Linked DNA regions of Homo sapiens: region 2 is linked to region 1. A link is an interaction called in ENCODE POLR2A ChIA-PET data of the cell type or tissue named here. Cell type or tissue: Caco-2. All regions are shown on one strand. Links, peaks and the distances in the headings refer to the core of each region. The heading gives the core; the rest is flanking DNA. Region 1 overlaps MSI1 (musashi RNA binding protein 1). Region 2 has its middle 11 kb from the start of PXN.

Region 1 (5,371 bases), core at 139-5,138:
GATTACAGGCGTGAGCCACCAGGCCCGACCCCATCATCTACCTTCTAAAGGCCCTCCCCTGCCTCATTAAACACCCTGAACTACCGTGATCCTCCAGCTCTCCTTAGGCATCAAGCTACAGTGGGCCTCTGACTCCCACTGGGAGAACCAGGACCCCACTGAGCCAGGAGGCAACAAGGTCCCTGGAGAATCTCATGACATCTCTCTTCTCAAAGAGCTGCCTGTACTGGGGCCCACGCAACAGAGTGGCACTCTCACTCCCATCCTATGGACCCACTCTGAGTCCCAATCCCAAATCAGCTGGACCACCCGAATGGGACAATCATTTCAGGTTCAGCACATCTTGCCCACCCCTCACTTAACCAATGAAAAACAGAAACCCAGAAAGAAGGATTGTGGTCATAGCACAGGCTTTGGGTAGGACGGGCCTGAGCTGGAATCCTGGATCCTGCATTTGCTGGTTGGGTAACCTTGGGCAGGTGACTTGATGTTTCTCTGGCTTTGGTTCCTCATCTGTGAAATAGGCATAACAGTGTCTATCTCACAGGTTGAAGTTAAATGAAAGACACCTTTTTTTTTTTTTGGAAAAGGGTTCTCGCTATATTGCCCAGGCTAGTCTTGAACTCCCAGGCTCAAGCAATCCTCCCATCTCACCCTCCTTGGTAGCTGGGACTACAGGTGTGCACCACCAAGCCTGGCTATGAGAGGATTTAGTGAGATAGTGCATGTAACACTCTTAACTCACAGACCCAGGATATAGTAAGTGCCTAATAAATAATAGCTATTATTATTATCTTTACAAGGGAGGGACTTGCCCATAGTTACACGGGGGGAACGTGGCAAAGCTGGGGAGAGAGCAGCCAGATACTAATGGCTTGAAGGTTGCATGAGGACATCGTCTGTGTCATTTAGGGCCATGACCACCATCCTATTGAGCACCTTGACTGGAGGTCAATCATTTTTTGAATGAATGAATGAATGAATGAACGAACCAGCCACACCCTCCCCCCTAATCCTACAGCTCCGAGTCCCTGCCTGACCCACAAATGGATTCAGCCCAAATCCACAACTTCTCCCACCTTCCTCCACCCAACCCTGCAAGGAAGGCCACCATCCCTGGCCCCACTACACCCTTCAACCTGGGCCTTGGCTGGAGAGGCCCCTAGTGGGACGGTGGGGTTGAGGCCAGGGCAGGGGGCAAGGAAGATGGCTGGGGGTCCGGGTTAGCCCCACCGGTGTCCCCTCCTGGGGCGAGCTGAGGGGAGGGAGGCTCCCGGCCCAGTGTCCTTAATAGGCTTTGGTCTCCATGGGAACCCGAGGGCAGGGGGGATCGGGCGGGGGGAGGGGAGGCGGCCGAGGCCTGCTGACCAGTAGGAGCCGAGCCGCCAAGTTCGGCGGCCGCTAAGCCTGAGTGGCAGCCATGGCGGCTGACCATTGTTCCCCCCTCGGCGGCGGCCCCTCGATCCGGGCGGGGGGCCCCCCGCCGCGGGGCCCTTGGCATTCCCGGCTGTCCCCCTCGCTCCCTGGCAGCCTATTCTCCGGCTCCCCCTGGCCTCCCCGGGCCGGTTTCACATGCCAACGCCGATTTAGGCCCGAACAAAAGACGCGGCCGCTGACGGCTTCTCCTGGGGCCCGGTTGCCATGGCAACGCCGGCCCCGGGGGCAGGCGGCCTCCAATCACAGCTGCTGGATCAGATTAGTGCGAGCTCTAATGCTCGGCGCTCAGACACAAAGACACCCCGCCGCAGCCGAGCCGGGCCTGCTGCTTCCCAGGAGCGCCCTACCCTCTGGGGCCCGGGCCCGCCCGACCTGCCCTCTGTCCCGGACCCAGGTGCCCACCGAGGCACGAAAGCCGAGGCCTCTGGTCCCCCACACCACCAGCCTCAGCTGGCCAGGGGACACCTCCCCCCCCCACACAATCCCAGGCCCATTTCCCAGGCCACGTCCCCCTTCGCTTGCCTGGGGGTGACTCGAAGTGTCTTGATGGGAAAGTAGAGACCCAGCCTCTCGCCTGTCTCACCTAAAAGAAGAAAGACCAGGGACCCCGGCCCCAAGCAAAACAACCCTCTTTCCCTCCTAGACTTCAAACGTAGGACCCTCTCTGCCATCTCCCCATGGGACTCCAAAGTTCACATTGTCCACCTTTCAGAGGACACCCTAATGTCGGATGTCGCCACAACATCTACCTCTTCAGAGGCCCAGAAATTAAAGCTCCATGCCCCTTACAGCTCACAGCCAATCCTCTGGGCCTGATCAGGAATTGGGGGATGCTCTCATCAGTTCCCCCCAATACCCAGGGGACCAGCAGCCCCCCAGCTCTGGCTCCAAGCTCCCCACCTGTGCAAATAGGGTGCCGAGTGCAATTGGGAGTCATATTTATTGCCTCCTTATCATCCTCGCCTGGAAGGAGTGGGGAAAGGTTCAATAGCCTGTGGCCTGGACAGGTGCAAACTCCCAGGAGGCCACGGGCTGACTTGATTGAACTGGCTGTGGGAGCACTGCCTCCCTTGTGAGAATGAAGATAAGTAAGAGAAAAATACAGTGGAAGGGCAACAACAGGGCCAGCTACTGTGTGGCTTCTCTGTCCCGAGGGATATCCTGAGTCTGAAGCTCACAGATGAGCCAGGAGGCTGCAAGGTGGATTGGCCTGGTCTGCCCCCACAGCAGGATCCAGCCCCACTCTCATCTTTTGCAGGAATGGAATGACCTGGCTGGATTCGGCTTGCTAGTGCCCCATTCTACAGTGTGTTCACAGCCCCAGCAGCAAGCGCCCCCAGTTTAAACCCACCTTCCCAAACTGCTCAAAATATTGCTTCACGTCCTCCACCGTGGTGTTCACCGACAGCCCCCCCACAAAGATCTTCTTCGTTCGAGTCACCATCTGTTAGGGGAGGGAATGAGAAAGTGGGCATCTGAGTCCTGTGGCCTACCGCCACCAGCAGGGGCTCGAGCCCCCCTGCCAGGATGCCAGCTGACAAGCTCTCTGTGGCCCCAGCCTCTTTAAAGGCCCCCCCCCCGCAAGCTCCCTCTTGGACCCCCGCCTCTAGGCCTGTCATGGGCAGCTGTGCACCCACACCCTGGCTGGCTCGAGTGTGCCTCCTTCCTGCCTCCCTCCCTAGGGACTATGTCCAGAAAATGCCTTCCCTAAGGACTAACACAGGGAAGGGGGCGGGCCAGTGACCCAGACCCACAGCCTAACACTAAGACCTCACTGGCCCTCCTGGGAGACCCCCCAAGGTCCATCACAGAGTCTCCCTGAACTCAGTGCCGACATTTTCCTCATCAGCCTCCTCCCAACACAACCTCTGGCAGCCCTGTGGCCCCAGCCCTGTTTTAGGAAGAACACATGGTCCTAATTACCCCAGGAGCGCATGGCTAATCCGCGGCAATTCCCAGCCCCATCCTAACACTAAAGCACCTTCTGTCACCAAACTGCTTAATGGAATTAACCCAGTTCCAACCATGTGCTCCCTGGTGCGGCTTCCTTCGAATACCTGCTCCATAATTGCTTTCAGGCCCTCTACTGGACCCTTCCAGAGATGCCCCTTTCCTGTCTCCCAAAACTCTTCCTCTCCTTCAGCCCTGGCAGGAGTTGGGGGACTTGATGGAATTCACTGGCCCGGAATCTTAAAGAGCTCTAGTTCCACCTGGCAAAGGAGGAAACCGAACTCTCCTAGAGAGGGACCTCGTCCTAGGACCCATGATAAGTCAGTAAACTCAGGGGTCCTGACCCCATGTTCCGCAATCAGTCTCTCCTTCTGTCCTCTATATTCAATTGCTTCAAAAGGAAGACCTGGCTAGTTGCCCTGAGGCCTAGAATAGACTCTTAGGCCCCTGCCCTGCACCAAAAGTTTTTTGAGTGTTGTATCACTCAACTGCTCAGAAATCCATTTTCTGCGCACCTTGACCCTCTCACTGGGAGAACTCGCCAGAGCAGCAGGGTAAGAGAGCATTGAGAAAGCAGCCACAGACATCTAAACTGAAAGACAACAGGTGACAGAGTCTGTGGTCCCCTCTGCCTCTGCAAAGGGTGACTGGGGGGATCCAAGGGTAGCTCCCTAGCCTGCCTGTAGCGCGGCCTTAGGGTCTAAGTCTGTCCTGTATTTCACTTCCAGAGGCCTGGACATCAAGGCTGTGGTCTATGATGTTGGAATTAGACTCAGGCTCCAAACTCTACTGGGTTCAAATACAGGACGATGAATCCTCTGAGTAGCTCCCCTTTCTCCCAACACACACAAGCCCCTCTCCAGTCCACCCCAGAGCTCACGTGGAAAGACATATAGTGTCTTCAGGCCACAGAGCAAGGACGTCAAGAATCCCCTCTTCCCAGCCCAGCCCATTCCACAAACACTCCAAGCAGAGGTTCCAGAAGCATCTTCCAGAGCAGGAAATACTGGGAAAATCACTGCCCAGCATTGCCCATAGTAAGAGAGCTCCTCCCAGACATAGACACACCTACCTTGGGCTGTGCTCGCCGAGGGAAGGCCACCTTAGGGTCAATCTACAAGAAAAGGGAGAGGTAGAAGGGGTCTTGGTTATCGCATTTTTAGAAGAGCGACCACACAGCCTTCAGCCCTCAGGACCTCTCTCCTCCCAGGACACAAAGGTGACAGAAATCACAAAAGCCTCTAGGAGGAGAGAATAGTGGTTAAGCATTTATTTTTATTTTTTCTTCAGACAGAGTCTCACTCTATCACCCAGGCTGGAGTGCAGTGGCACGATCTCAGCTCACTGCAACCTCTGCCTCTCGGGTTCAAGTGATTCTCCTGCCTCAGCCTCCCTAGTAGCTGGGATTACAGGTGCGCACCACCACACCCAGCTAATTTTTGTATTTTTAGTAGAGACGGGGTTTCACCATGTTGGCCAGACTGGTTTCAAACTCCTGACCTCAGGTGAGCCGCCCGCCTCAGCCTTCCAAAGTCCCGGGATTACAGGCACGAGTCACCACGCCCAGCCAGTTAAGCATTTAGACCCTAACGTCCCACTGCTGGGTTCAAATCCCATTTGCACTGCTTCCCAGCTGTGAGACCATGGACAAGTTATTTCCCCTCTTTGAACGTCAGGGTCAAGTTCACCTGCAAAATGGGCAAATAATAACACCCACCTCAAAGGGTCATCAGCAGATTATTGGAGATAATGCATACAAAGCATTTGGCATGGTGTCTAGCTCACAGCAAAAACAAAAACAAAAAAAATGTAAGCCGTCTTATTCCTTCAAGTATCAGGTAAATCGAGGGCCTTCCTTGCGTAACTGACTTCACACAGATGACCTATCTAGGTAAGGTATGCAATTCAGGCTTTGGAAACCCTGCAAATGGGAATACTCTTTGTCTGCAAAAGGCTACAAGCTGAGAGTTCATAACCATCAGGA
Region 2 (5,371 bases), core at 286-5,285, 87 kb before region 1:
ATAATATACGTGTGGACATTTTCTTTACAAAACCAATAGTTGGTCATTGTGGGAAAACGTCTCAAAAACTCGAATAAATGGACAAGCACAGTGGCTCACACCTGTAATCCTAGCACTTGGGAGGCTGAGGCAGGAGGATCACTTGAGCTCAGGAGTTCCAGACCAGCCTGGGCAACATAGTAAGACCTCTTCTTTATTTTTATTTTATTTTTTATTGGATTTCCTTTCAGATTCAGACCTACAGATATCTTTTAAAATAAAAAACTTATTTTAAAATGAATAAACTAAGATGAAAATTAAAATTATCCATAATCCAAAACTAAAAGAATGACCAGTTGTAGATTTTCCAGAGCGTTCTTTTACACACAAAAAACATACACATATATGTTTTTAGATATAAAACATTAAATATATATTTGAATATTTTTGCACACTGTTTTGAAACTTGGTTTTCTCATTTACCCATTTATCACTACTTTGTTTTTTGTTTGGGGTTTTTTTTTTTTTTTTTTGGGATAGGGTCTCCCTCTGTCACCCAGAGCTGGAGTACAGTGGTGCAAACACGGCTTACTGCAGCCTCGACCTCCCAGGCTCAAGTGACCCTCCCACCTCAGCCTCCTGAGTAGCTGGGACTACAGGTGTGCACCACCACATCTAGTTATTTTTTTTAATTTTTTGTAGAGCTGGGGGCCTCCCTATGTTGTCCAGCCTGTTCTTGAACTCCTAGGCTCAATCAGTCCTCCAGTCTTGGCCTCCCAAAGAGGTAGAATTACAAGCATGAGCCACTGTGGCCAGTCCAGTGTGATCATCTTTTCATGGCATTTAACATTCTTCTGAAACATCAATTCCTTGGGTAAAACAGCATTGCATCATATAATTGTACCAGGATTTACTTAGCCAATCTCCTGATAAAATTTAGTTAGTTACAAATTTTCACTATAATCAGCAATGCTAGGACAACATCCTTATAGTTAAATCTCGGAACACTTCCTTAATGATTTCCTGCAGATCAGTTCTTAAGGAGTGGAAGTGTGAGGTTAAGTGTCGCGTTAGTCCGTTTACTATGTGTTGACAAAGTGTGGTCTATAACTGCTGTATCTAGATAAATATATCATGTATATTTCATGAGTACTGAGTTGACATGCAACACTGTAGGGTGGTCCCAGGCATAATTCTCCCAAATGTAGTGTGACTAACTGCCACTGGTGGAATGAGAGGTTGTAGCTAGTACAAAGATTTATTATTTTATTTGTATTTTTTGCAGACACAGAGAGGTCTCACTTTGTTGCCCAACTGGTCTCAAACTCCTGGGCTCAAGGAATCCTCCCACCTCGACCTCCCAAAGTGCTGGGATTACACACATGAGCCACCATGCCCAGCTCAGTTTTTTTTTTTTCTTCTTTTCAAGACAGAGTCTCGCTCTGTCGCCCAGGCTAGAGTGCAGTGGCGCGATCTCGGCTCACCGCAAGCTCCACCCCCCGGGTTCACGCCATTCTCCTGTCTCAGCCTCCCGAGTAGCTGGGACTACAGGCGCCTGCCACCACGCCTGGCTAATTTTTTGTATTTTCAGTAGAGACGGGGTTTCACCGTGTTAGCCAGTATGGTCTCGATCTCCTGACCTCGTGATCTGCCCGCCTCGGCCTCCCAAAGTGCTAGGATTACAGGCGTGAGCCACCGCGCCCGGCCAGATTCCTTATTTTAATAGTTACATATTTATGTGTTAGAAAATTATCTAATTAGCACATAAAACCTGTGATGGCTCCAATATTATTTATTTATTTATTTTATTTATTTTAATTTTTGAGACGGAATCTCGCTTTGTCACCAGGCTGGAGTGCGGTGGCACAATCTTGGCTTACTGCAACCTCCGCCTCCCGGGTTCAAGTGATTCTCCTGCCTCAGCCTCCCGAGTAGCTGCGACTACAGGCACCCACCACCATGCCTGGCTAGCTTTTGTATTTTTAGTAGAGATGGGGTTTCACCATGTTGGCCAGGATGGTCTCGATCTCTTGACTTCATAATCCACCTCCCTCGGCTTCCCAATGTGCTGGGATTACAGGCATGAGCCACCGCGCCTGGCCCAGCTCCAATATTATTGTTTAGGATAAAGATAAGGTTTTTTTGTTTGTTTGTTTGTTTTAAAGTGGGTCCACTTAAAGAAAACTATGTAGGGACGGGCACAGTGGCTCACGCCCATAATCCCAGCATTGTGAGAGTCTGAGGGCTGAGGAGGGTGGATCACCTGCGGTCAGGAGTTCAAGACCAGCCTAGCCAACATGGCAAAACGCCATCTCTATTAAAAATACAAAAATTAGCCAGTGTGGTGGTGCAGGCCCCGTAGTCCCAGCTACTTAGGAGGCTGACGTGGGAGGATCACTTGAGCCTGGGAGGCGGATGTTGCAGTGAACCGAGATTATGCCACTGCACTCCAGCCTGGGCGACACAGCAAGACTTCATCTCAAAAAAAAAAAAGAAGATTTGAGCTAGAATTCCAGTTTTCCTCAGTTCCCATTTGGGGATCCTGGGAGAGTCTCTCAGCCTCAGTTTTCTCATCTGTGAGATGGGGATATTGAGAATTCTTCTCCATATGGCATGCCTGCCTGGAAGGGCTTATAAACAAAGAATTGTGTCTGGGCATGGTGGTTCATGCCTATAATCCCAATACTTAGGGAAGCCGAGGTGGGCAGATCACTTGAGGTCAGGAGTTCGAGACCAGCCTGGCCATCATGGTGAAACCCCGTCCCTACTAAAAACACAAAAATTAACTGGGTGTGGTGGCGTGCACCTGTAATTCCAGCTACTTGGGAGGCTGAGGCAGGTAGAATCACTTGAACTCAGGAGACAGAGGTTGCAGTAAGCTGAGACTGGGCCACTGCACTCCAGCCTGGGCAACAGAGTGAGACTCCCATCTCAAAAAAAAAAAAAAAAAAAAAAAAGTTAAAGAAAACAAAGAATTATAAGGTCAAAAAGGATCTCAAGAGATTCTTCAACCTTTTCTCAGGTGAAGGGGGCTGGATTTCCACCTTCATCCTCCTCTCTATCACCTAAGGACCCCATATGTTGACCGGGTGTCCACCTGGAAGTCATCCTCTGTTCCTCCCCGTCCTCGCTTTCCACACCCAGTTCTGCCTGTCCATCTGCAAAGTGTAGCCCAATTCCCACCCCCACCCCCTCATTTTCACCTCTGCAATTATATCTCTAGGTGCAGCCACGCACTACCCTCTCTTGCCTGGGATTACTGCATGAACCTCCAAACTGGACCTCTATTGTCAATTTTCTACCCAGAAGCCAATAAGCCAATGTTATCTTTTTAAAAAAATTTTTTTGAGATGGAGTCTTGCTGTATCACCCAGGCTGGAATGCAATGGCGCAATCTTGACTCACTGCAACCATCACCTCCCAGGTTCAAGCCATTCTCCTGCTTCAGCCTCCCAAGTAGCTGGGACTACAGGCACGCTATCACGCCCGGCTAATTTTTCTTATTTTTAGTAGAGACAGGGTTTTGCCATGTTGCCCAGGCTGGTTCTGAACTCCTAACCTTGGGTGATCCACCCCCCTCGGCCTCCCAAAGTGCTGGGATTACAGGCGTGAGCCACGGCACCAGCCTAATGTTATTTTATTTTATTTTATTTATTTATTTATTTCGAGACGGAGTCTCACTCTGTCGTCCAGGCTGGAGTGCAGTGGTATGATCTCGGCTCACTGCAACCTCCGCCTCCCAGGTTCAAGTGATTCTCCTGCCTCAGCCTACTGGGTAGCTGTGATTACAGTCACACGACACAACACCTGGATAATTTTTTGTATTTTTAGTAGAGACAGTGTCTCACCATGTTGGCCAGTCTGGTCTTGAACTCCTGACCTCTGGAGATCCGCCCCCCTCGGCCTCCCAAAGTGCTGGGATTACAGGCGTGAGTACCCGGCAATGTTATGGTTTTTTTGTTTTTTTTTTTTAGTATTTATTGATCATTCTTGGGTGTTTCCCAGAGAGGGGGAAGTGGCAGGGTCATAGGATAATAGTGGAGAGAAGGTCAGCAGATAAACACGTGAACAAAGGTCTCTGGTTTTCCTAGGCAGAGGTCCCTGCGGCCTTCGGCCTTCAGCAGTGTTTGTGTCCCTGGGTACTTGAGATTAGGGAGTGGTGATGACTCTTAAGGAGCATGCTGCCTTCAAGCATCTGTTTAACAAAGCACATCTTGCACCGCCCTTAATGCATTTAACCCTGAGTTGACACAGCACATGTTTCAGAGAGTACGGGGTTGGGGGTAAGGTTATAGATTAACAGCATCCCAAGGCAGAAGAATTTTTCTTAGTACAGAACAAAATGGTGTCTCCTATGTCTGCTTCTTTCTACACAGACACAGTAACAATCTGATCTCTCTTTCTTTTCCCCACATTTCCCCCTTTTCTTTTCGACAAAACCGCCATCGTCATCATGGCCCTTTCTCGATGGTCGCTGTCTCTTCGGAGCTGTTGGGTACACTTCCCAGGCGGGGCGGCCTGGCAGAGGCGCTCCTCACCTCCCAGAAGGGGTGGTGGCTGGGCAGAGGCGCCCCTCACATCCCAGACGATGGGCAGCCGGGCAGAGGCGCCCCCCACCTCCCTGATGGGGCAGCCGGGCAGAAACGCCCCCCACCTCCCAGACGGGGTGTCCGGGCAGAGGCGCCCCCCACCTCCCAGATGAAGGGCGGCCAGGCAGAGGTGCTCCCCACCTCCCAGACGGGGGAGCCGGGCAGAGACGCCCCTCACCTCCCAGACGGGGTGGCTGGGCAGAGGCGCCCACTTCACAGACGGGGCGGCCGGGTAGAGGCACTCCTCCCAGATGGGGTGGCGGCCGGGCAGAGGTGCTCCTCACATCCCAGACAGGGTGGCGGCCAGGCAGAGGCGCTCCTCACCTCCCAGACGGGGTGGTGGCCGGGCAGAAGCGCTCCTCACCTCCCAGACGGGGTGGCGGCAGGGCAGAGGCGCTCCTCGCCTCCCAGACAGGGTGGCAGCCGGGCAGAGGGGCTCCTCGCTTCCCAGACGGGGCGGCCAGGCAGAGGTGCTCCTCGCTTCCCAGACGGGGCGGCCGGGCAGAGGCTGTAATCTTAGCACTTTGGGAGGCCAAGGCAGGCGGCTGGAAGGTGGAGGTTGCAGCGAGCCGAGATCACGCCACTGCATTCCAGCCTGGGCAACACTGAGCACTGAGTGACCGAGACTCCGTCTGCAATCCCAGTACCCCAGGAGGCCGAGGCGGGCAGACCACTCGAGGTCAGGAGCCAGAGACCAGCCCAGTCAACAGGGCGAAACCGTGTCTCCTCCAAATATACAAAAACCAGTCAGGCGTGGCGGCGCGTGCCCGCAATCCCAGGCACTCGGCAGGCCAAGGCAGGAG

The links. ChIA-PET counts read pairs that join two places held together with the same protein. Peaks named below come from ENCODE experiments on the same cell type or tissue, not always from the same donor. Only the 100,000 strongest peaks of a DNase experiment are listed, where the experiment ranks them.
Region 2: POLR2A ChIA-PET joins it to region 1 with 8 read pairs; 2 of 35 experiments call an interaction of 5 or more read pairs at or near these places.

What each region holds. Positions count from the first base shown.
Region 1 is chr12:120,360,255-120,365,625 of GRCh38, forward strand. It overlaps MSI1 (musashi RNA binding protein 1), which reads right to left. Exons shown (of 15, transcript NM_002442.4): 5 at 4,460-4,501; 6 at 2,789-2,881. Among named protein-coding and RNA genes, the nearest start is that of MSI1, 6.2 kb to the right of the region's middle. RefSeq lists enhancers at 639-1,357, 1,358-2,075. In Caco-2, for the core only: no CTCF peak of the experiment used is centred there; no DNase peak of the experiment used is centred there.
Region 2 is chr12:120,273,552-120,278,922 of GRCh38, forward strand. No RefSeq gene overlaps it. Among named protein-coding and RNA genes, the nearest start is that of PXN, 11 kb to the left of the region's middle. In Caco-2, for the core only: no CTCF peak of the experiment used is centred there; DNase peaks (open chromatin) are centred at 3,390, 3,990 and 4,230.